2 separate regions of the Homo sapiens genome follow, and region 2 is linked to region 1. A link is an interaction called in ENCODE POLR2A ChIA-PET data of the cell type or tissue named here. Cell type or tissue: MCF 10A. All regions are shown on one strand. Each heading gives the region's core, and the rest is flanking DNA. Links, peaks and the distances in the headings are about the cores only. Region 1 overlaps PRKCH (protein kinase C eta). Region 2 overlaps LINC03033 (long intergenic non-protein coding RNA 3033).

Region 1 (12,385 bases), core at 5,338-7,837:
GCATGCTCCATAAACATTTACAGAATTGAATTTAAAATGCAAGATAAGTACACTAATACCATTCATTATATTACAGAAACAGGTAATGTCTCTTTTGGCTAGGGTCTACTTTCAATATTTAGAGACTATTCAGCCTTAAGATAGCATTTAAGGTTCTACTTTTTGTTTTGTTGTTTTTTTTGTGTGTGGGTTTTTAAAAAATTGAGACAGGAGTCTCACTTTGTCATCCAGGCTGGAATGCAGTGGTGCAGTCCCAGTTCGCTAATGCAGCCTCAACCTCCCGGGCTCAAGCAATCCTCTGGTAAGGTATCCACATTTCAAGTTGAAATGGCATTTCCATGTATGGGAAACAAAAGAAAAAAAGCCAGCAAGTGGCTCTCCCTCAAAGCCCAATCATATTGCTATCAGCACGTTTTCCCATGCTGGTTGGGAAACATTTTGCAAAACTCTGATTATCTGTTTGTACAATCCAACCACATGTACCACACACAGGATGGGAATCTGACTCACAAAGTTCAGGTTTGGGAGGATGCTTTTCATAAAATGCCACTGACTCAATGCCTTGCTGGTAAAGTGAAAGTGTAATTATTAAATGCTAAAACAAGACAAGCTGCAGTATTTGTACTGCTTGCTTTTTAAAAATAACCCATTTTAGATATATGCTCAGTCAGCTAATCTTTTGCTCCCTGGATGCCCCCAGGCTCTGATAATAATGCCTTATCGAGCAGCAGGCTTCACTGTTGAGAGCTGCCAGCAGCATGCCAGCCCTCACTCACATTAAACAGACGCTGCACGCTTCCGCTGTCTCCCCCGAGCTCAGGGGCTCCATCCCTAACAATGCCACTGTCAGTGCAGGCACCAACAGCTGTAATGAGCCCCCAACAGGAACTTTGCCTTTCTACAAACTCAGAAAAAAAATAACGCTTATATTTTCATAAAGAAGGTCTGACACATTTGGCTTTGGCTTCTATAAAAAGAAAAGTGATCGTCTAACCCATTTGACTTTTCATACCAAAGACAATCACCTGACAGTCATGTAAGGGAGCCAGGGGAGATTCTTCCCCCCTGGGAACCAATGTCTGGCGATATGTTTGGTTGTTATAACTGGAGAGGTGCTGCTGGTATTTTGGGATGCTGCTAAACATCCACAATGAACAGGACAGCCCCCACCCCCAACAAAGTAGGCAAATGGCACTGCATTATGCAAATCAGTGATTTTTTTTTTAATTGTAAAGGATGAAAGCTTACCAGCCACTAGATTATTAAAACAACCTGACCTGTTGGTGAGGGTCAAGAAGGTGACGGCAAAGTTCTGAGCAATGTGGAAGGGTACTTTTTTTTTTTAAGTCACTTACAACTGGTGATAAAGATCATTTTTTTTAGCCCGGTAAAGCAGACAGCTCTGAGTGGCGATGATGGCTAACTGGGCATGGTGTTTTAATTGCGATTGGCCAGAGATGTGTCCTGAAGCCCAAATAAGAGGCACAAATCAAGTGAATGAGCAGATCCTGTATCTATGAGCTTCCAGAAGAGAAAACAGAAACCAGTCTTACCACTGAATGTCCCCAAAACTGAACTCATGCCATTCCATTCTCTCCAGGCTTCAAACCGGCCAGAACCCTGGCCACTCCTCTTTAAAAAGTCCTATCAGGTGTACCTCCTTAGTGTTTCCTTGACCCCACTCCCATGATTGCTGCCTTGGGGCAGGCAGGTCCATGGGCCACTGGCCCTCACCAGATCTGCTGCTATTAGCCTCCTTCTATAGACAGCAGACAGAGAGGAGCTATGACATATTTGTTCCCTATTTTTCTTGATTGTGTCCAACTCATCTTGAACTGCCTTTCACCACTGGTAGATATGATTGTAGAAGGTCTGGGCTGGCTGCAGGGATAGGTTAGTTTCCACTTCGCATGCCCTCAGAGAAAACCGTGGAGTCTGTGGCTCGGTGGTCCCTGGGGAGTGAGGAGCCAGAAGAACAAGGAAGCTGACTGACAAACACATCCCAGGATTCACTGCACAGCGACGGAAAAACGTGTATGGAGAGGAGGGAAGAATTTGGCTAGCAGGGATCTCCTCTTTTGTTTTGGTTGGGAGTTATATATTACATCATTTTAATGTTTAGAACGTCATATACCACAAGAATGGAATTAAGAGATTCTGGGAAGAGTTCCAGGACTCCCATTTGTAACACCTAAGCCATAAGTCATTCAAGACCAGAAGTGGGCAGGAGTGAGCTAAAAAATACAGGCTCTTTTGCTATAACTAAGAATTGGAAGCCTCCCACAGAAAGGAAACAGGAACTCCCTGGGTGGCCCCAAAGAAAAGACAGGGCATGCCAAAGCCCTCCAGCAAAAAAGGGGAGGGTCTGCTGGCGAGCCTGAGCCAAACTATTAGCTTACGGGGAAGGAAGGAAAAAGAACCTTGTAAAGAAAGAGTCAGTCGCTCTTGATAGCACATGGGTTAATACAGGGATGGAGACGGGAGGTAGACAGGGCGTCCTCACAGCCTGATGCAGGGGCTGCCAGTGAACAGACTAGTCTTGCCAGCGGGATGAGAAAGATCGTGCAAGTGGCAACGGGAGCAAATGCAGCCTACTGGGGCTGCTACTCTTGCCATTCTGCCTCTTGCTTTAAACCTCCCAACCCCTATAATAGTGACCCAGAACCCACCACTAACCAGAGACAGTACCAAGGACCAAGGACTCGAGCTACGCCTCCCCCCAGTAATCTCACTGCATCCTACAAAAAATATAACGGAGCACTTGATATGCAAATGCAGCTTCAGACAAGCCCCCCAGACTCTTCAAGCAGATGACGGCTCTGAGCCTGTCTGAAAGGAAAATCCAGGAATTGCCACAGGGAGCAGCTGCCATGGAGGGTCACCAGCTGAGACTATAAGATGAACAATCTGTTCATGAGCTTCAGGCTTATAAGCTTCCCAAAGAATGTCAGTTTCATGAGGGCAGGGACTCTTTTCTGTTTTGCTCACTGCTGCGTCCTCAAGGCTTGAAGGCGAGCCCTATGCCTTGCAAGCACTCAGTGCATATCTGCTGAATGAATGAACACCTTCCCCCCTAACCTGCCAGTGCACAACTCTCTACACGACGAGTCTGCTAACTTTATGTTGACATGGCTGTTTCTGCTCATGAGATGCTGTGGATAATTCCGGACCTAGAAGAGATGGATGCAGCTGGGTTCTCAGCAGAGATTAAGTAATTAAGGAAAACCCAAGTTATTTAAAAACTAGAACATATTACAGGGTATGATTTTGATCCAAAGCAGTCAGGTTTTTAGACTGTATGATTTTGTCTTCAGGGTGGGGTGGCAGCCCCTTGGCAGCCGCTTCAGGTCCTACCTGGCAGTCCCAGCTCATCACAGCAGGACTCAACCCAGCTTCCTAGGGAACCATCTGCAGCCCACACCCGAGGGGCTGCTTAAAGCAATCAGTTGGCTTTAGTCTCACAGCCAATCAGGTTGTACTTCTGAGCACAGACTGGCACATACTTAAGAGTTTCCCCTAGAACCCAATGTTCATTTTCAACTACCTTTCCTTTTGTAGCATAAGGACTATATTTACTACATGCTATCTACTGTACACTTTTCTTCCATGTGTATTGGTCTTCTCTTCCTAATTAGAATGAGTTTTTAAAAAACTGTTTCTAGCCAGGCACGGTGGCTCATGCCTGTAATCCTAATACTTTGGGAGGCCAAGGCAGTAGGATTGCTTGAGGTCAGGAGTTCAAGACCAGTGTGGGCAACATAGCAAGACCTCCAACTCTGCAAAAAATGAAAACAAATAAAAGAACTGTTTCTTTTGCCTAGCATTCAGTCAGTGGGATCCTGGATTGACTGATTTTTCACTAAACCACCTGGCAGAACACCCATCTCATTTTCACCTTTTGAGCAGTCCTGGCACTTGGTGTTTCAATACAGGGCCCTACTGAAGCCAGAGTATCTATAACTTGGCAGGCTTTAAGGGTTCCAAGTTGGGTCCAGGAAAACCATAACCAAGCAATCATCACCCCAAAAGCTTTCAGTCATCATGAGACACAGGGGCAAAGTGTGACCTGGGTTGTGTTCTGGTTACATCAAAGATTTAAATTATACTATCTTAGCAGACATGGAGGTGGCGGTCTACTCAGTCTCTAGGTTGTCAGTGATAATGATGGCTACCAAAAACAAGACCAGTTACAACAGAACAACCTCAAACTGAAAAAAACAGGCCAACTATTTCAAATCCTTTTGTCACACCAAATATCTTGGCAGTCGCGTCCAAAGAGACAGAGCCAAAGACACAGCTTGAACTTCAGGTTCTCTTATTCCTATTCATTTTTGTGGCCCTATTTAGCTACAGAAGGTCAGAAAGCCTGGTAGCCGGAGAGGACAGAAGCAAAGGTCCCAAATAATCCCCCAAAAATCCAGATCCTGGAGAAGGCCTATGCACATTTTGTCTTCAGAGAATCTTCAGCAGAGAAGGAGGCGGGTCCAACATATGTTGGCCCCAAAGTCAGATCCTGTCTTACTATGGAAATAAATCCACAATTAATAACCTAAAAAAAAGATGGAACACTATGAATAAGGTAGGAACATGCAGAGACAGGAAACACCATGTTCTGGCTCATTTTCTATTTTGATCTGAGCCAAAGGCAAACTGCAACAAATGACCCGCAGCAAACCAGATTGTATTTGTAGCAGCCACTGCTCAGGGAAAGGGGGAAACCTGGTTCCAAACAGATCAGAGGAAATATCCTTAGGTATTTCCCAAAAGGCCAAAAACCACCTATTGTGGAAAACTGCCTCTATTCCCGTCTAATGACAGTATTCTCAGTTGTACATATTAGAGACTCAAAACTTCTATTTGTGATATAATGGAAATGGCTTGTATATTATTTGGCAGGACAGTCAGGTCAGGAATCCATGCACTGACTCTGGCTTACTGTGTGATCTGGGGCAAGTTGTTTAATTTCTCTGGATCTCAGTTTCTAGGCCTTTAAAATGAGGATGATACTCTTCCCTGGATGCTTTGGGTATTAAATGAGATATTTTGTTCAATGGATATTTACGGAATGCCAATGTGCAGTTTAGTTTCATAGACATTGGTAATGAATATGAGCACCTAGGACATATGCTAGGGTCTCATGAACTGCCCTTTCCTTCTTCGCTCATCCCCTCCTGCAAAGTGGGCACCATTCAGTCCCCAGGAATCAACCAACTACCCCAAGGCATGAACAGAGGCTTCTTCAGAATTCCCATGCCTGTAAAGGGGAAAGTCTCCCAGCCTTTCGGCTATACTTCCCCTTCTCCTTGTCTAACCCTCTGTCACAGGGCCTCTTCCCCTTGCGCTGGGTGTCACAGCAACACAGAGCACAAGCAGTAATGCCACTGTAGGGTCTGAGCATGCCTTCTCCTCCCCACATCCAGCGGCTGGCAGGGGCTCAGCCAAATGCTCAGTGAGGCCTCAGGAAGGGAAAGGGGAGCTGGAGGCGCTGGGAAGCATCAGAGCTGGACAGGGCAGGCTGCAGCCCCGCTACGACCCCACATGTTGAAGCCAGCTGGAGGGGCACTCCCTAAAGGTACGTTGGCCAACAGGTCCAGAAGTAAGGAACACACATTTAGGTGGAGAGGCTTATCTCAAAATAAAAGGCAGGGGAACTTCTTAAAGACAAGTGGGCCAGCTAAGCCAGAATTAGAACTCAGAGCTCTTGTGCTGAAGGTCACAGTGCAGTTCCCTGCCTGGGAAAATTCTGAAAGATGAATTCCAGGGCCACATGACTACCTTGCTGCCTGGCTGCTCTCTGCCTCTCCCACTTCTTCGCTAATATTTAATACAACAACAATGGAGAAAGTAATACAAAGGAAAGAATGTTCCTTTGCACTCAAGCTGCAGGTACACTGAGCACACGTGAGATCATTTTGTGCCAGCATGTATGCAGCGATGGCATTTATTTCACAAGATTCCAAGATATTCTGACCTTCAAAAACCAGGATTTCAACTTTGTTGGCCATTTGAGAAGTGGTTTCTTACGGAAAGCTATGGTCCTGCCAGGAACTCCATCCTTGCAGGCTGACATCGTAAAGACGCCCCAGCAGGCAGAGGAGCGGGAGGAGGCAAAAGCGACCGGCATCGGAGCGTCCTGTGGCCCACCTGAAAGCGGTGGATCCTAAACTCAAACTTAAGGCATTCCCAAAACAATGAGGAGTACTTCGCTCAGCCCTCTCACCCAGTCCCAGGGCCTGCTAGTGAGAGGCTGTTTCGGGCACTGGCCACAAGTGTCTTCTGTTTTCCAAATGGAAACCTTTGCTTCCATAAACTGGGTCTCCGAACAAAGCCTCAGACCAATATTTACTTTGCTGCTCCCCCTTCCTGTGATAGCCCCCCTCCATCCCTCACCCCCTAGTCTTTGTTCCTCTCTCTCCAGGAGGAGAACCGAAGGGGAGGCCCCTGCGAGCCGGGGATGGGGGATGGGAGGCCTGGATTCCAGCACATCCATGCCAGGGACTCAGCTGCTGACACAACCCTCACTGATTCAGATAAAAGGAGTGTGATGTGAATTTCGCCATAAATGAGTCAGGGAGACAGCATGTACTAGGCCGTATCCCAGGTTCTGAGAGACCAGGGGTCTGGTCCCTGACTTAATAATGGCTTATTCCTCCTACCCCCATTGTTGAAGAAATGTAATCCTATTACCAAATTTGGTAAATAGGAAAAAAATCCTTCATAATTCCACTACCTTAATCCAGTCCCTGATAGCTTACTGGCATAATTTCCTGGCAGTCTTTTTTGAGGCTGGGGAGGGGAACGGGTCTGCCAATTCACTATCTTGGGCAGAACCTGACTTGGATACAGACTGTTCATCATCATAACCTCTGTATTATTTCCTGGATTCTAACCTCCTATTTTTACCATTTTCTGTGATAGATTTTAGGCAAATGACTTAACTGCTCAGTGTCTCACTTTTCCATTTGACATAATGAGGATAATAATTGCACCTATCTTATAAGGCTGTTATAGGAATCACGTGCAATAAACAATACATGTTAGGTGCTTACGACGGTACCTGACAATTTAACTACGTAACATAAAATTATCTCTTGACTGGCTGAAAATTCTCATCAAATAGTATATTATTGAAGTGTACCCCCATTGCTAAATGCTGAAGTTGTTTCTAATATTTTCCTACTATAAATAATGCACGACATCAAAGCAATCTTGACCAAAAAGAACAAAGCTGGAGGCATTATACTACCTGATTTCAAAATCTACTACAAAGCTACAGTAATCAAAACATTATGGTACTGGCATAAAAACAGATATATAGACCAATGGGACAGAATACAGAGCTCAGAAATAAATCCACACCTTTACAATCAATTAATTATCAACAAAGATCCCAAGGACACACAACAAAGAAAGGACTGTCCCTTCAATAAATGGTGTTGAAAAAACTGGATATCTACATGCAGAAGAATAAAAACAGACCCTCATCTCACGTCACATAAAAAAATCACTGAAAAATGGACTAAAGACTTAAATGTAAGACCTAAAACTGTAAAATTACCAAATGATGACTTAGGGGAAGAAATCTGTGACACAGGCATAGGCAATGGCTTTTTAAAATATGACCGTAAAAGCACAGGCAACAAAAGCAAAAATAGACAAATGGAACTATATCAAACTAAAAAGCTTCTGCAAAGTTTCTGCAATCAACAGAGTGAAGAGACAACCTGTGGAATGGGAGAAAATATTTGTAAAACACATATCTGGATAAGGAGTTAATATCCAAATACAGAGGAAACTCAAACAACTTAATAGTAAGAAACAACCCAATTTTAAAATGGTTAATGGACCTGAATAGACATTTCTCAAAAGAAGACATACAAATGGCCAACAGGTGGTGGGAATGTAAATTAGTTCAACCATTGTGGAAAACCATGTGGCGACTCCTCAAGGATCTAGAACCAGAAATACCATTTGACCCAGCAATCCCATTACTGGGTATATACCCAAAGGATTAATAAATCATTCTACTATAAAGACACATGCACATGTATGTTTATTGCAGCACTATTTACAATACCAAAGACTTGGAACCAACACAAATGCCCATCAATGACAGACTGGATAAAGAAAATGTAGCACATATACACCATGGAATACTATGCAGCCATAAAAAAGAATGAGCTCATGTCCTTTGCAGGGACATGGATGAAGCTGGAAACCATCATTCTCAGCAAACTAACACAGGAACAGAAAATCAAACACCACATGTTCTCACTCATAAGTTGAACAATGAGAACACAGGGAGGGGAACATCACATGCCAGAGCCTGTTGGGTGGGAGGGCAAGGGCAAGGAGAGCATTAGGACAAATACCTAATGCATTCGGGGCTTAAAACCTGGATGACCAGTTGATAGGTGCAGCAGACCACCATGGCACATGTACACCTATGTAACAAACCTGCAAGTTCAGCACATGTATCCCAGAACTTAAAGTAAAAATAAATGAAAAGTAAAAAAAAAAACAAAACAAAACCACACACACAAATGGCCAACAGGTATAGAAAAAATGCTCAATATCACTAATCATTGGGGATATGCAGATTAAAACCACAATGAGATATTATGTCATACCTGTCAGAACAGCTATTATTGAAAAGATGAAAAATAACAGGTGTTGAAGAGGATGTGGAGAAAAGGGAACCCTTGTACACTGTTGGTGGGAATGTAAATTAGTATACTCATTTGGAAAACGGTATGGAGGCTCCTCAAAAAATTAAAATAGAACTACCATATGCTCCAGCAATTCCAATACTGGATATACATCCAAAGAAAATGAAATCAGCATGTCGAAAAGATGCCTGCACTCTCATGTTCACTGCAGCATTACTCACAATAGCCAAGATATGGAATCAACCTAAGTGTTCACCAGTGGATGAATGGACAAAGAAACAACGGAATATATACACAATAGAATACTGTTCAGCTTTTAAAAAGAAAGACATCCTGTCATTTGCAACATGGATCAACCTGGAGGACATTGTATTATTTGAAATAAGCCAGTCACAGAAAGACAAATGCAGCTTAATCTCACTGATATGTGTAATCAAATAAAGCCAAACTCATAGAAACAGAATAGAATAGTGGTTACCAGAGGCTGGAGGATTAGAGAGATGTTGACCAAAAAAATATATATAAACAAAGCACTGAAAATTAAACATCTTTATGAATAACATTTTATTCTTTATATTATTTTTGTAGTCCAGATTATCAGAAAAACAGATCCAGGAGTATACATTTTGTGAGTTTTAGTACAGGTTATCAAATTAGTCACAAACTATTAGGATTTGCAGTGCTATCAGAAACAGATAAGGATGCCCATTTATATACTTGTAAGCAGTGTATATGATTATAAAAAAAAAGGGGAAATAATCTATGGGTTCATAAACCTTTGTAGCAATCTTGATAAATTATCAAATATTTGAAATTTGCTTACTATTTCCTTTTTGCCAAGAACAAAAGGACCTATAAAATACTTACCTTCTCAATGTTTGCTGTCCCCTCCATGTGGGTGTCTGGGCTGGCCATTGGGAAGCCCTGGGACATTTTTCCTTTGGTGTGAGGATGGAGGGGGTCATCACCACAGTTGAACTGACTCACTTTTGAACAGCACTTCGCACTGTACAAAATATTCTGCATTCTCTCATTTGACCCTCACAGCGATCCTGTTTTCATTTTAATGATAAGAACTTTAAGGGTCAAAGGAATTTTAGGACAGACTCAAGCCATTTAGATGGTGGAAAACAAAGCTAAAACACAGTTCAGGTTTTCTGTTCCCAAGGGCAATGCCATTTCCATATTGTCAGGTTGGAGGGGAGCCAAGACAGATAGGAGGTGCTTAAGCCGAGGCTGAATCAACCAACTAAATGCGGAATAAGACAACATATGGAGTCAGAGTCAGCCTGACCTAAACTTGAACTTTGTCTCTGCCACTTACAATCTAAGGGATCCTCGGCTAGTTACTGCCCTGCTCTGGGCTTCAGAGAGACTGATTCCACAGGGCTGCATGAGGAGAGTGCTGTTTTTACAAAGGCCCTCACAATGAAATGCTTTGCAGGTAGAGTGGCTCCAACACCCCCTCTCACTCCTAAATTCTCCAGGGGAGACTGTCACAGTTCAGCATTACACACTGATTAGCATCTTACTTGAGAAGCCAGGGCCTGCAACACTGGGCAGCTAAAAAGTAAGCATCTTTCTGCTGTAACTTCTCATAGCAAGTAACACTTTCTGTTCTTTATAGTTAGTTTTCCAACAGTAAATGGGGATAGTTTTACAACAGTAAATAAGGACTTCCAACAGACGAATGCACAGCGAGCAAATGCTATGTGTACTGTGGAGTCCGATACCTTGCAAACCTCAAAGAAGGCAACAACGACAGCAAAACTAAAATTGTATACCTCTATCTCAGCATTAGAAAATCTCCTTTGCTGCTTTTTTTTCTTTTCTTTTTTGAGAAAAAGTCGTGCTCTGTCACCCAGGTTGGAGTGCAATGGCACGATCTTGGCTCACTGCAACCTCTGCCTCCCGGGTTCCAGCGATCCTCCTGTCTCAGCCTCTGGAGTAGGTGGAATTGCAGGCATGCACCACCACACCAAGCTACTTTTTGTATTTTTAGTAGACGGGGTTTCACCACGTTGGCCAGGCTGGTCTCAAACACTTAGGCTCAAGTGATTGCCCCACCTCGGCCTCCCAAAGTGCTGCCTGCGCCCAGCCTCACTTGCTTCTTTGAAGTGGGTTCCCACTACTTCTTTATCATTTAGCCTAAAGCAGGGGTACATTCCCTTTATCCTTTGCTTTGGAGACATCTACTACAACACACACATCTTAAACCGCAATGGCAGTTCCATGCCTTTGGTTTCTCTGGTGGAGAAATAAAAGTAACTTTGCGGTAATGACTGCCACCTTGTGGTCAAACATAAAACTTCCACTAGGAAAAATAGACTTCAATGCTAGTAAAGGCTTCACCCACTAAACACTGGGAATCTCATGTGGCCGCTAAAATTTTGGTATACTGTAGAATTTATACATTTTCCTGGAACATTTTGATTGCATATGCTATATTGATTGGGTTCCCAATCTGTTCCAGGTTACTTCCTCATTTTACTCTACCATAACATGATCTGTTGATGAGATCTTTGCTTATAATCACCAGAATTTCCTTTTACAGATCAAATTCCCCTGTTAGGTATGAGATACTTCTTTCTTTGCTTCAGCAGTAGTAACTTGGAACCATTGCTGCTGCAAGACCAGGTAAGCTCACTAAATATCAGTTGACTGCTTGACTCAAAGGTTACCACCTGGTGAAGATGATCTAACCTCATGTCATAGGAAACCATGTGATGTTTGGCTCAGGCCCTAGGAAGAAGATCTGAGAGGTCACCTGGCTCTGCGGCTTGACTCATGGTGTTCATGGTGGTGTTCAGGAGGCTGGCGCTTGAAACCCCGGCGGGCAACCAGTATCAGCTACCAGCTATCCCTCTCAAGCCTCAAGCTGTAACTCCACTCCTCTATTCCAAGAAAAGAGCCCAACAAGGGGGTGAGGGCAGGGGAGGGGCTTTACGTTGGCAAAGTGCCCAGCCAAGGAAGTCGTTTCAAGGCTACTCCAGGGAGCAGTGTGGGGCAGGGAGAACTGGAGCTCCAGGGGAACCAAGGACCAATCCAGCAGAGGGAAAGCAGAGGATGGGGGCAGGAGCAGCATGGGCTCCAGGGCCATCAAGAGCCACTGAGGACCAATGAGGAGCAGAGGGGAAGGGAGAGGCGCGCAGGGGAGCCGAGGCCCACGAAGCCATTAGCTGCCTCCCCATTTTTTTTTCTCTTGATAACGCTGGGGTGGCGTGGGAGTCCAAGCCATGTATCTCCTTCAGTGCGTCCTGTCACCAAGCTCCCAGACTTCTCTGCTCCACCCATTCTCCAGGCTGCATGTGGCCCTCCCAACACAGATTTGAATACTAGTGACCCTGAAATGTATGAAAACGCCCAGCTTCACTCACAGTTAGAGGAATGCAAGTTGGAACTTCAAATATACCATTTTTCTAACTCTGAGATGATCCAAATGACAGAGAGCATGCCATGATGGGAAGGCGGGGAAATGCACCTTCTCACTCAAGCTTTGGGAGTGTGAATTTAGAGACGCAGCCCAGCAAATAGGAAGAGCCTGCCTGGACTCTGCCGTCAGACCACCTGGCTTCAAACGCTCTCTGCCACTTAGGAACTAAGCTTCTTTGTACCTAACTTTTCTCCTCTGTGAAATGGGGTGATAATAACAGAACTTATTTCAGAGGGTTACTATAAGGATTAAATAACAGACATAAAGCACTTAGAACAATGTG
Region 2 (12,385 bases), core at 3,823-6,322, 180 kb before region 1:
TTCTGCATCTGTTTTTTTTGCCAGTATGTTACATTTGCAATATTCATCTATATTGTTGCCTGTAATTACGGTTTGATCATTCTTATTGCTATATAATAATCTATTGTGTGAGTATACCAAGATTTATTGATCCCTTCTACTGTTGCCAGGCAAATGGGTATTTTCCAGTTTTACAAATAGTGCTACTATGAGCATTCTAGTACATGTCGTTTGGTGAGCATACGTACACACTTTACTGGGTATATTTCTGTGAGTGGAATTGCTGGGGCATAGAGAATGCATATATTCAGGTTTAGTTTTCCAAAATGGCTATATCGATTTATGCTCCCACTAGCACTGTAAGGGAGACTTTATCAGTAATAGAGGTGATATTATAACATCTTCATCTGTTACTCCTTTGTCTTATATCTTAATTTTTTGAGAATTAAGGGGATGAAGAGGGGTAGTGATTACTGGGCCCGCTCAAAATCTTAAGGAAGAGACTGCTGCTCATAGGGTTGTTGTGAGGAGTGACCGACTGTAAAATACCTGGCATCATCCTGGCCCAGGATATGTATCCAGCATATGTTAGTTGTTGCTCTAATTTTGTAGTCACCCTCTCAGCCTTGTCTCCAGGCAGAGGTCAAGGTAAAGCAGTGATAACTGCAGTTTCCTTCTCCTCTAAATCACACTCATCCATCCAATTTGCTTTATAGCACTGGGAAACGGTGAGCGCTCAGGATGCTTCACTGACCATATTGCAGGACCAAGAATAAATAACACAGAAGCTCACCTACCTCTCTTCATAACTTTCTCTGCATCCTCCTGTTAGACCAGGCATTTCATCAGGTTCCTGGAGGGGTTAAAGAACAGTCATGTGTTCGATTTCATTGTAAATCATCTAATAAACCATCTATAGAAAAAGCATACACTAGAGATGGTTTATACCACCACTGAACTCTAATAGCGGCAATCCTAAGGCGGGCTGGTTAAATTATAGCTGGATGTAATTCCTTGCCGTTTGCTGCTATCTGGAGATGTTCGTTGTTTATTTAACAAATAAATTTAATATACTTCTGCATTTAAAAAAATTTCTTTCCTTATAGGTATGTCCATCCAAAAGGAGCATATGTGACTAAAATCATCATGATATCCAAGGAGGTGAATTGATTTTTACAGGATTGTGTCTGATTATATCTTTTATCTCCACATCAAAAAATAATTAATGGAGTTGGTGAAAATCAATATCTTTCAGTGATGTAATCTAGGTAAAACCAAAATCTTCTCTGTAGTATATTTACATATACTAAAAAGGATATATATACTTTATTTTTTAGAGCAGTTTGGACTTACAAAACATTATAAAGATAGTAAAGAGAGTTCCTATGTACTCCATATCCAGTTTCTCCTATTATTAACAACTTATATTTGTATAGCACATTTGTTATCATTAGTGAGTCAACACCTGTATATTATTAACAAGTCTATACTTTATTCAGATTTCCTTGGTATTTATCTAATGTCCTTCTATTTCCTTGGTATTTATCTAATGTCCTTTTTATTTAATGTCCTTCTATTTCCTTGGTATTTATCTAACGTCCTTTTTTTTTTTGAGACAGTTTTGCTTTTATTTAATGTCCTTCTATTTCTTTGGTATTTATCTAATGTCCTTTTTTTTTTTTTTTTTGAGACAGAGTTTTGCTCTTGTCACCCAGGCTGGGGTACAATGGTGTGATCTCGGCTCCCTGCAACCTCTGCCTCCCAGATTCAAGCAATTCTCCTGCCTCAGCCTCGCGAGTAGCTGGGATTACAGGTGCCAGCCACCATGCCCAGCCAATTTTTTTATTTTTAGTAGAGACGGGGTTTCACCATGTTGGCCAGGCTGGTCTTGAATTTCTGACCTCAGGTGATCCACCTGCCTTGGCCTCCCAAGTGGCATGAGCCACTGCGCCTGGCCCCTCATGTCCTTCTTCTATTTCAGAATCTCATCCAGGATACCATATTACATTAGTTGTTCTGTCTCCTCAGGCTCCTCTTGGCTGTGATGATTTTTCAGATTTACCCTGTTTTTGAGGAATACTCATCAAATATTTTGTAGACTGCTCCTTAATTGGTATTTATCTGATTTTTTTTTTGCACGATTAGACTGGATTATGGGTTTTTGGGTAGAAATTCACAAAGATAAAGAGGCTTTTTGTTGCATTGTATCAAGAGTACATTTCATCCACATGACTTCTTACTGTTGATATTGATCTTGATTGCTTGGCTTATTGTCATGTTCTTCGCTGTAAAGTTAAACCATGTCTATGCTGCACCTTTTGGAAGGAAGTCACTACATATAGCCCACATCAAAGGAGTAGGGGGTTATGTTCTACCTCTTTGAGTGTAGAATATCTAAAGACATTATTTGGAATTCTTCTGCATGGGAGATGTGTCATTTTTTCACGATTTATTTATTCGATTATTCACTTATAATAGTATGAACTCATAGTTATTTTATACTTTTGCTTATAGTCTAATACTGCATTATTTTGTGGTTCACATTGTTTCAGGTTTGGCCATGAGGAGCTCCTGTTGAAGTTGGCTCCTGTATCCCTTTGAGATCCTCTTATAATTTTGTGTGTGTGTGTGTGTGTGTGTGTGTGTGTGTGTGTGTGTCTGTGTGTGTTAGATACTTACTTTCTGGCACTACAAGATGCTCCAGGGCCAACTTGTATATATGCTAACCCAATCTTACAATCAGCAATTTCTCCAAGGAGCTCTAGTTTCTTTTACTGGAGAACAGTATTAAAACCAAAATCTGGGCACTAGAAGTTCTCCTTGCTACTGGGGTGTCATTGCTTTCTAGGCTCTCTTAGCTGACGCAACAAGGAAATATGTATACTAAGCTCTGTATATATGTACAAATATCTATAAATATTTCTATATGTAACCATAGGTATCTATGTTAAGCTAAACATGAGTGAATTCATACTGATAGCCCCAACTCTAATTCATTACCACATGGACCAGTCTAGCCTATTCCCATTGTTTATCTGTGAACCCCATGAGAAATCTGGCTCCCACCATCCACCATGCATTTACTTAATTGCTAATTCTGGTATAAATGTAGAGCAGTATTAGAATTGTTAACTTGAAACCTTATGGGAAACAACTTTATTAAGTACAGTTTTATGTACATTTTCTTTTGCCTTTAGTCTTACAGACTCCTCTCATTTCCAAAATCACTTAGCTCAGCATCTTTTCCTCCCACTTCCTTCAGTGAAGTTGCTTTATAGATTTTTAGTACAGTTAGATTGTTTTGTCACTGCAGTCCATTCTAGGACCCTTGACCTTCTAAATGATCTTTAAAATGTGCATACACTAATGTTTACTCTTTGTTCTATAAAGTTCCATGGATTTTGATATATGCATTGTCATGTATCCATAATTACAGTATTATGCGAACAGTTTTACCACTCTAAGAAATTCCTCCTGCTTAACCTATTTAATCCTTCCTCCCCTCTCCCTGAGCCCCTGGAAATCAATGCATTTTTTTAATGTCTCCATAGTTTTGCCTTTTCCAGAATGTCATGTAATTGTAAACATACAATATGTAGCCTTTCAGATCGGATTGTTTCACTTGGAACTACGCATTTAAGATTCATTCATGTCTTTTTGTGATTCAACAGCTCATTTATTTTTATCATCAAATAATATTCCAGCAACTGACTGTACCACAGTTTATTTATCCATTCACCTATTGAAGGACATCTTATTTGCCCCCAGTTTTTGGTCATTATGAATACAGCCGCTATAAATATTTGTTTGCAGGTTTTTATGTGGATATAAATCTCAAATCAGTTGGGTAAACACCTAAAAGTTCAAATGCTGAATCATATGGTAAGACTGTGTTTAGCTTCTCTGGCCTACTTAGCTAGCATGTGCCACTCCTCAAAATCAGGTGGTGACTACCCCTACGATCATCGACAGCCAACACCGTCAGTTATTTCACTATTTCTTCCACCCTCATTCCAATTTTCAGTACGTAAATACATCTATTGAGTGACCCTACTGTGTAAGAATAATCATTCTTTATATTTTTCAAAGTTCTTTCACATGCATTATCACAATATCTCTAAAATAGCAGTACAGGAGCCAACCTGTTCCAGGCAGAATCCTGGCTCTGATCCTAACCTACGGCCTGACACAGGGAAAGTATCTAAATCTTTTCACCTGTAAAAGGGGATACTGCAGCACCTATCTAAATGTACCTGTTCATGCTGTGAAGATGTAATGAGTGTTTAGGGCAGCGCCACTTCTTGGACCACGTCACACTGCTGTTTGGAGGCTGGGCCAAGATTAGAATGTGAATCTTTTGATTCTTATTCCTATGCTTCTTCCCCTAGAAATGAGATTATTCCCCCAACCTCTTTTCCCTGCAACCTCGGACAATATGGGAGCCTCAGTGACATCAAAGCAATTGACCTCACAATCAATTTAGGAAAGGCTCTGGTAATTTTTGTGCACATGCATGGTAGGGGAGGGATCTGTTTATAGTCAAGTAGGATAATCCAATAACCATTGACAGAAATAGTCTTTTCTTGTCTTTAATGAATAAAAAGAACAACAGACTTCATTTTAATATCTAGGCTCTTAGATCAATCAATGGGCTAAGTACTGAAACAGTTTAAAAATCTATGAATTGAACTGCATGAACATGAATCTGTGCATTAAATTCTATGGACATAAAATGAATCCGTTCAAAAACAAGTTTGGGCAGTTTACATCTGGTATGTAGTGTTTTCAGAGTAAGGTTTTAAGGTTTAAGAGGTTTGAAAACTCTGTATCCCAGCCAGAGAATGCTTATCTGCTTTATGCTAGTTTTTACCTGCAGAATTTTTGTCTCTGTGACATCATATATTCATTTGCTGCTATATTTTAGAATGCATTGCACAACAGTGGGAACTGATCTAAGAAGGTTAATCATATTCTGGCAGTCGCTGAGCAGGCTGGCAATTAATGAGAAAGTTTGAAGAAGAATGTTATTTCAGAATACACCACAGCCTATTCTATAGGGTCAAGTTGACTTTTTATTTTCATTTGGTTGCTTATATAAACAGTGAAAGTGCAAAAATCCTCAAGGACTGACAAGCAAAGATTAATATTGTGTTTACAAAATAAGCAAACACAAAATATCCACAATGCTTTCACACACACACACACACACACACACACACATGCACACACATATACACATACATGCGTGCACAAACACATCTTTGTTGCAACCTGTTCATCTTGGGCTAGAAGTATGTGTGGGACGTGACTAGAGCTATCCGTGAGGATCATCAGGATTTCAAATAACTTGCAATGATTGGTATCAGTTATAAAAACACTGAATTATCCAACTGATCATGGCTAGAGTATAGTTTGGAAACCATTTATAAATAAAACTACATTCTAGTCACAACAATTTAATAATATAAATATATAGAGAAATTTAAATATACAAACATTTCAAGTAAATGCTAATTGTGACCTAATGTCTTTACTAGAGAAGAATAATATGAAAATTCATCTAGTGTTCTGTTTATAACTCTAATGCAAAAGATAGTTCTCTATTAGTTGAGTCAAATGTTTGTATCTCGATTACAGGCATCAGAACTTTGAGGTCTTTACTGACCTACACTCCTATCAAGACAAAAAAAAAGGAAGAAGTGTGGCATTTATTTGTCCATTAGTTCATTCATTCATTCTGCAAATATTCAGCATTTACCTTGTACGTGGCATTGAATTTGGCCCGAAGAACAGATAACCTAATGGTGTTTGGAGAATTGAAATAGTTATACTGCAAGTAATCTAATTGATTAAATCTTCTTATTTAAAGTTGAAGACTGAGGCAAATTAAAGCAGCCAAACAATTTTGGCTAGTTTTACCCATGCACTCTCGTTATGTCCATACCCACCTTCCACTAAACTTCTCTTGTCATTCTTCCCTATTTTCTAACCATTATTATAACTCCAACAGATATATTGTCATTTGCATTTATATACAATTAAGTTGGTCAATGATCCTAATCCATTCACTTCAACTACATAAGTACAATGTTAGTGAAATAAATGTGTCATTTAAAAATGAGGTCTGATCATACCATAAGACAGGGCAAAAAGGAAAATAAAGAAAATGAGGTCTAAGGTTAAAATATTTCATTAAAAAACATCAAAACTGAACACAGAAATGATCACAATAGAAGCAGACAGCCATTCCTTAGAACCTCTTTCTACTGTCTATTTCCTGAAATGGTTTTTCTCTAGTTTATTTCATTTTGTATCACAGATGACTATTTGGTTTAGTGTGTCTAATTCCTCTGCAATTAGATTTGCAGAACATATTACTTCATTTTAATAAAAAGTTTTTGAATCACAGCCAAATTGCTGTAGGACAAGCAGATTTTGTTTTCTTACAATTTCATTAGTAAAAAAAAAATGAGGATACCAATATTGAAATGTCACAAATATGGAATTTTAAGTCAAACATCTGTGTTCCCTTAAAGGAGAATATCTTTTCTGAAGCTTGGGAGCCTCCATTAGTGAACAAATTAGTTAAACAGACATTTGCAATGAAAAAAAAAAATCCCATCAGTTTTGTTGAATTATTTTTGTTTTATTATGGGTTTATTTCATTATTAAAAGTAGAAAAAATGCATAAAATAATAGAAGAATAAGAAATAAAACAATTACTTGAGGCTGTACTAGGCAAATGATTCTGATGTGCTTCACTGAACACAGGATGTAACCTGAGCCCCTGTCCCTGGCTTGACAGAGCATCTGTTTCTCACAGATGCCTGAAAAACACCCTGCTCCTCTAGATGCTGGGGCGCTTTTCTGAGCATTGCATTACCTTTATCAAAGAGTGCAAACACGTATTCTATTTGTAAGGGATGGATGAATGTAGATGGTTGTGTTGTGCATACCATCTATATCCTTCTATGTATATATGCTCTTGTACCCAAAAGAAAAGTCACACTTAATTCATGGTCCATGGCTGTACAAACAACAAGAAATACCACATCTAGTACTGCAAAAAAGCAAGTGGAAGAACCAGTATCTCTTATTTAGATATACTGTAGTAGTAAAAGAGAACATACCCAGTACAAAGGAAGGGGCATCTGCTTTTCTTAGTTCTGGGGATTGCTATGTTTAATAACTTCAGAGGAACACTGATGAGGTGGAAGGCAAGTGCATGTCTCTTTTTTCCCCCTACTGCATACAGAGCCCTGGTACAGAGCACTCAGTGGATGCTCATAAATATTTGTTGAGTGAATGAAAGGAGAACAACTAGAATTGTGATGCATTTCTAAAACAGGACTAAAACAGGCCATGTGGTTAAAGTAAATGAAGATACTTAGCCAGAGAGGAGGAGACTTAGGGAGCACAACAGTTCTCTTTGTATTTGAAATAAATTTTCACATAGAGGAAGGGCTAGACTCACTCTGAGTGACCTAGGGAACAAAATAAGCAACTGTATAAAGAGGAACATGAAATTAGAGCTGCCCCAAATGGAAGAGTAACCACTGGAATAACTCTTGTTAACCATTCTAATTCTTACCTAGTTTCTACATCTTCCTGTCACCAAAGTTGCTCATTCATTCACCCATTCATTCAAAAACACATATTTACATGGGTGAACACATCTCCAAACTCATCAAACTGTATACATTAAATATGTACAGCTTTTTGTATGACAATCATATCTCAATAAAGTAGTTTTAACAACAGCCACCACCACCAAAAGTCCCCCCAAAAAATACATATTGAGAACCTTCATGCTTACAGGTACTCTATCAGGTTCTGGGGAAATAACTGTGAACCCAAGAAACGTGGCCTCTTTTCTCATTCAGTTTATAAGCTGGTGAAGGAAACAGACAAGACAGTCAGACAAATCCTTTACAAATGATCATGCAACTTTGGTTTCAGTAAAGTCAGTTGCTTAAATCAAAGTTGCATGATCATTTGTAAAGGATACCAAAAAGGGAAATCCTGAATCATGTGTAAGGGCTAGACAGGATGATCTCACTAGTCTTTCCAACTGTTGAGATTCCTAGGATACTATGCTTTCTCCCTGCATTCTCATCTCAGTAAGTTGTCCCGTGATGACACCCAGAAGTCATTATGTTCAACCTCATCCTCCTCATCTCTACTTTCAAGTCACTAGTGACTCCTGATCATTCTAATTCTAGTTCCCACGCTCATCACAAGGTTGTCCTCATGGTGGCTGGCTGACACCTCCTGAGTCCGCATCTCCGGTCTAGTAGTGTGCAACTCATAAAGTGCAGCACTCCATGAGATCCTAATGCAGTTGGTTTGCTGATCATAGGTTCAGAAATAAGATTCTTCTGTGTGATGGGTTGAATGGTGGTCCCCACACAGATATATCCATGTCCAAATCCCTGGAAACTGTGAATGCTACCTTACTTGGAAAAAGTCTCTGCAGATGTAATTAAGGATCTTGAGATGAGATCTTCCTGGATTCCCCAGTGGGCCTTAACTCCAGTCCCAAGTGTCCCTCTAAGAGACAGAAGAGGACACAACAAACACACAGAGGAGAAGGCAATATGAAGATGGAGTCAGAGAATGAATGGATGTGGCCACGAGCCAAGGAAGCCAAGGACTGGCAATAGCCACCAGAGGCTTGAAAAGGCAAGGAAGGATTCTCCCCTGTAGCCTCCAGGAGGAGTGTGATGATACCTTGATTTCAGACTTCTGGTCTCTATAATGATGAGAAAATAATTTTTCTGTTGTTTTAAGCCTCTTAGTTTGTGGCAATTTGTTTAGAAGCCCTAAAATACTAACCCATTATGCCTCCCACCATCCAATACAAACAGTTCATCACAGTGCTATCAGGGGGATCTTGCTAAACGTGAATCTGACCAACATATACTCCCGCTTTAAACCCCTTGTCTCTCTGCAACCCGTAGGCAGCACTCCCTTTCCTTGCCATGATGCCATGAAAGACTGTTCACTTGTATGACACACTTCCCTCGGGGGACACAGGTGATGCTCAACTCATAGCATGATGAAGTCAATGCCTCTGTCCCTCCCACTCAAGAATTCATATGAGAATGGAACTGATGAAACTTTTACAGGGATAGATACTCTAATTTAATTTAAACAAAATAAAAACAGAAAAGAAATCATCTTCAGTCTGCTCCTGCTGTTAGGTTACTTGGAACACACCTCCATGCATCGTGCTCCACTGACTGCTGCCCTGCCTTCCTCTCCAGCTGCCTCCTAGAGCACGTTTTGCTTCAGCAGTGCTGACTCACATTTAGTGCCTAGGACACATGGTAGTCATTTGTGTGTCTTTGCCTTTGCACGTCTTGTTCCCTTTGCTTGGAATGCCCTTCCCACACATAGCCACCTCACAAACTCCTATTCATCTCATAAAGCCAAATTCGTATTCCATTTACTCCAGGAAGCCTTTTTGCCCACTTACATTTTGATCATTCCCTTTCTTATGCAACGATCTTACTGTTTATAAAATATAAAGTTTTATTTTATTACATCATATTGTAATTCTTTGTTTATGTATCCATTTCTTTGAAAGCCAGGCCATATTAAACTCATTTTATTCAGCCTTAAAGAAAAGAAAAAAAGAAGAATGGGTGTGGATGGGTGTGGAGGACATGCTGAGTGAAATATGCCAGACACAGAAAGAAAAATATTGCATGATCTCACGTATATGTGGATTAGTTTTAAAAAGAGGTCTCATATACAGAAACAGTGAGTAAAATAGTGGTTACTATGGGCAAGGGGAGGAGAGGAAATGCAGTGATATGGGTCAAAGGATATAAAGTAGCAGATATAAACAAATCTAGAAATCTAATGTATAACATGAGGACTATAGTCAATAAAACTTACATTAGGGGTCAGGTGCGGGGCTCACCCAGCACTTTGGGAGGCCGAGGTGGGTGGATACTTGAGGCCAGGAGATCGAGACCAGCCTGCCCAACATGGTGAAACCCAGTCTCCACTAAAAATACAAAAATTAGCTGGGCTGTAATCCCACCTACTTGAGAGGCTGAGGCACAAGAATCATTTGAACCCGGGAGGTGAGGTTGCAGTGAGCTAAGATCGCACTATTGCACTCCAGCCTGGGCGATGGAGTGAGACTCTTTCTCAACAAACAAACAAACAAAAAGCTTGTATTAGGGATTTTTGTTAAATAAGTGTATTTTGGCTGCTCTTGTCACACACACACAAAAGCAACTCTGTGAGATGATAGATATGTTAATCTGCTTTATCACAGAAACCACTTTCCTGTCTATGTGTACCATAACATCATGTTATAAACCTCAAATGTACACAAGAAAATTTATTTTTAAAAAGATGAATAAACTCATCTTGGTATTCTGAGTGCTTAGCATATAGAAGAAACCCATCACCATTCTATTGAATGATATTGATCCAGAATTTATGCTCTGGAATTGGTGAGCATGTTTGAGGATTCTGATACTTTTTTTTGCAATAAAAATAACATGAATATTAATATTTAATGAAAATTTTCATGATTTTAGGAGACAGGCTTGTGAGAGGTTTGTAGAGAAGGTGAAAAAAATGCATTCATTCCTTGGGGAACTCAATTATTAGGCAGCCACACTGGGTTTCATAGAAATGATTTGAGAACTGGAAACATAATGATCTCCTTCATCCAGTTCTGGTGATAAAATTGAAAGGGGATATTTTTATTCTCCACAAGGAGAAACACAAGTAGTTTTGAGAACAAGCCAGCATTTTGTCTTCACTTGCACCTGCAGATGTGTCCCGCACCCGGGTCCTTCTAAGGTGCCACCTGCCAATGCCTCTTCACACAGCTTTCTCAGCCCTGCCAGCATAGTCCCTTTTCTTCAGCAACAGAGAAGGGCATTGTGGCTCAGGGTTCCCTTGGGAATGGGTGTTTGGAATAAAAATAACGCCACAATACCATTTCCACAAGTGCTCTACATGGCTTTAAAGAAAGCCTCTTGGTAAAAGTGTTTCCATCCCTGTCCTGAAGCTGGGATTCTGCCTGAGCTATTTTCGGCCTTGTTTCCAGTTGCCGCTGGCCAGTGGCAGGATTTCACACTCGGCTGCCACATCTCATTACTGCCCATTGCGCCCTTTTTCGGGAAAGCTTCTCCTCCCAGGCTGACACAGGTGGGAGGCAGGCGGGAGAGATGTTGCCCCTCCTTGCTCCTGCTGGATGCTATGGCCGTCTGGTGTATCTGCCTTTGGCGAGGCAGGGCCTGCGCCTCATCTTCCTGAAAGACAGTCCCTTCTCTCCCTAGGCTGTGAGCACAGGAAATTTAACCACTTTCTTGGGAAGTTGCAGTCAGAAATGTATCCAGATAAATCCAAATGTGGGAGACTTCTCTACCCTGCTCTCTGCCCTGGGAAGCTGAGCTGCAGGACAACATGGAGAGGTTTCCTTGCACACTAGCTTCTGGAGGGACTCAGCCAATGAGGAGCCCCAGGAGGACACTGAAGGCAGGGGACTGAGGTCAGGTTATATTCCCCTGACTTCCTCCCTGTGATGCTGCCTCGTGAAGCTGTGGTCCTTGACTTCAGTCACTGCGCCTGTCAAGGTAGTATATATATCTCTGCACAGGACCCTTTCCTTCTGAGTCCCAGTAACCACAGTTGAGCCTTGAACAATGCAGGGGTTAGAAGCGCTGAGCCCCATGCGGTCAAAAATCCATGTATAACTTTTGACTCCCCCAGAACTTAACCATGAATAGTCCACTGTTGACCGGAAGCCTTACCAATAACATAAACAGTCGATTAACACATATTTTGTACGGATTACATATTGCAAGTAAGCCAGAGAAAAGAAAATGTTAAGAAAATCATAAGGGAAAAAACATTTATAGTACTGAACTGTATTCATTGATATGTAAGTTTATTATGTTGCCTGTTTTCAAGATGGACATCTGTCTGGAATGGTGAGGAACTGCAGCTGCAGACCTTGATGTATGGTGCATATTGAGCAATTAAACTTTTTTTTTTTTCTTGTTGTTTTTTTGAGACGGAGTCTCGCTCTGTCGCCCAGGCTGGAGTGCAGTGGCGCGATCTCGGCTCACTGCAAACTCCACCTCCTGGGTTCACGCCATTTTCCTGCCTCAGCCTCCCGAGTAGCTGGGACTACAGGCGCCCGCCACCACGCCCGGCTAATTTTTTGTATTTTTAGTAGAGACGGGGTTTCACCGTGTTAGCCAAGATGGTCTCGAGCTCCTGATCTCGTGATCCGCCCTCCTTGGCCTCCCAAAGTGCTGGGATTACAGGCGTGAGCCACCGCGCCCGGCGTAAACTTTTTCTTGTAATATCATGACTTTTCTCTGCCTCTTGGGAGAACTTCCAGCATCACTAGTGGCACTTCGTATGGGTC

The links. Peaks named below come from ENCODE experiments on the same cell type or tissue, not always from the same donor. Only the 100,000 strongest peaks of a DNase experiment are listed, where the experiment ranks them.
Region 2: POLR2A ChIA-PET joins it to region 1 with 6 read pairs; 4 of 35 experiments call an interaction of 5 or more read pairs at or near these places.

Annotation. Positions count from the first base shown.
Region 1 is chr14:61,460,512-61,472,896 of GRCh38, reverse strand. All of the region lies in intron 9 of PRKCH (protein kinase C eta), which reads right to left. Among named protein-coding and RNA genes, the nearest start is that of PRKCH-AS2, 79 kb to the left of the region's middle. RefSeq lists an enhancer at 5,897-6,813 and a silencer at 11,252-11,546. In MCF 10A, for the core only: no CTCF peak of the experiment used is centred there; a DNase peak (open chromatin) is centred at 6,526.
Region 2 is chr14:61,639,409-61,651,793 of GRCh38, reverse strand. LINC03033 (long intergenic non-protein coding RNA 3033) reads right to left here. Exons shown (of 3, transcript NR_039985.1): 2 at 777-832. Among named protein-coding and RNA genes, the nearest start is that of HIF1A, 50 kb to the left of the region's middle. In MCF 10A, for the core only: no CTCF peak of the experiment used is centred there; a DNase peak (open chromatin) is centred at 4,933.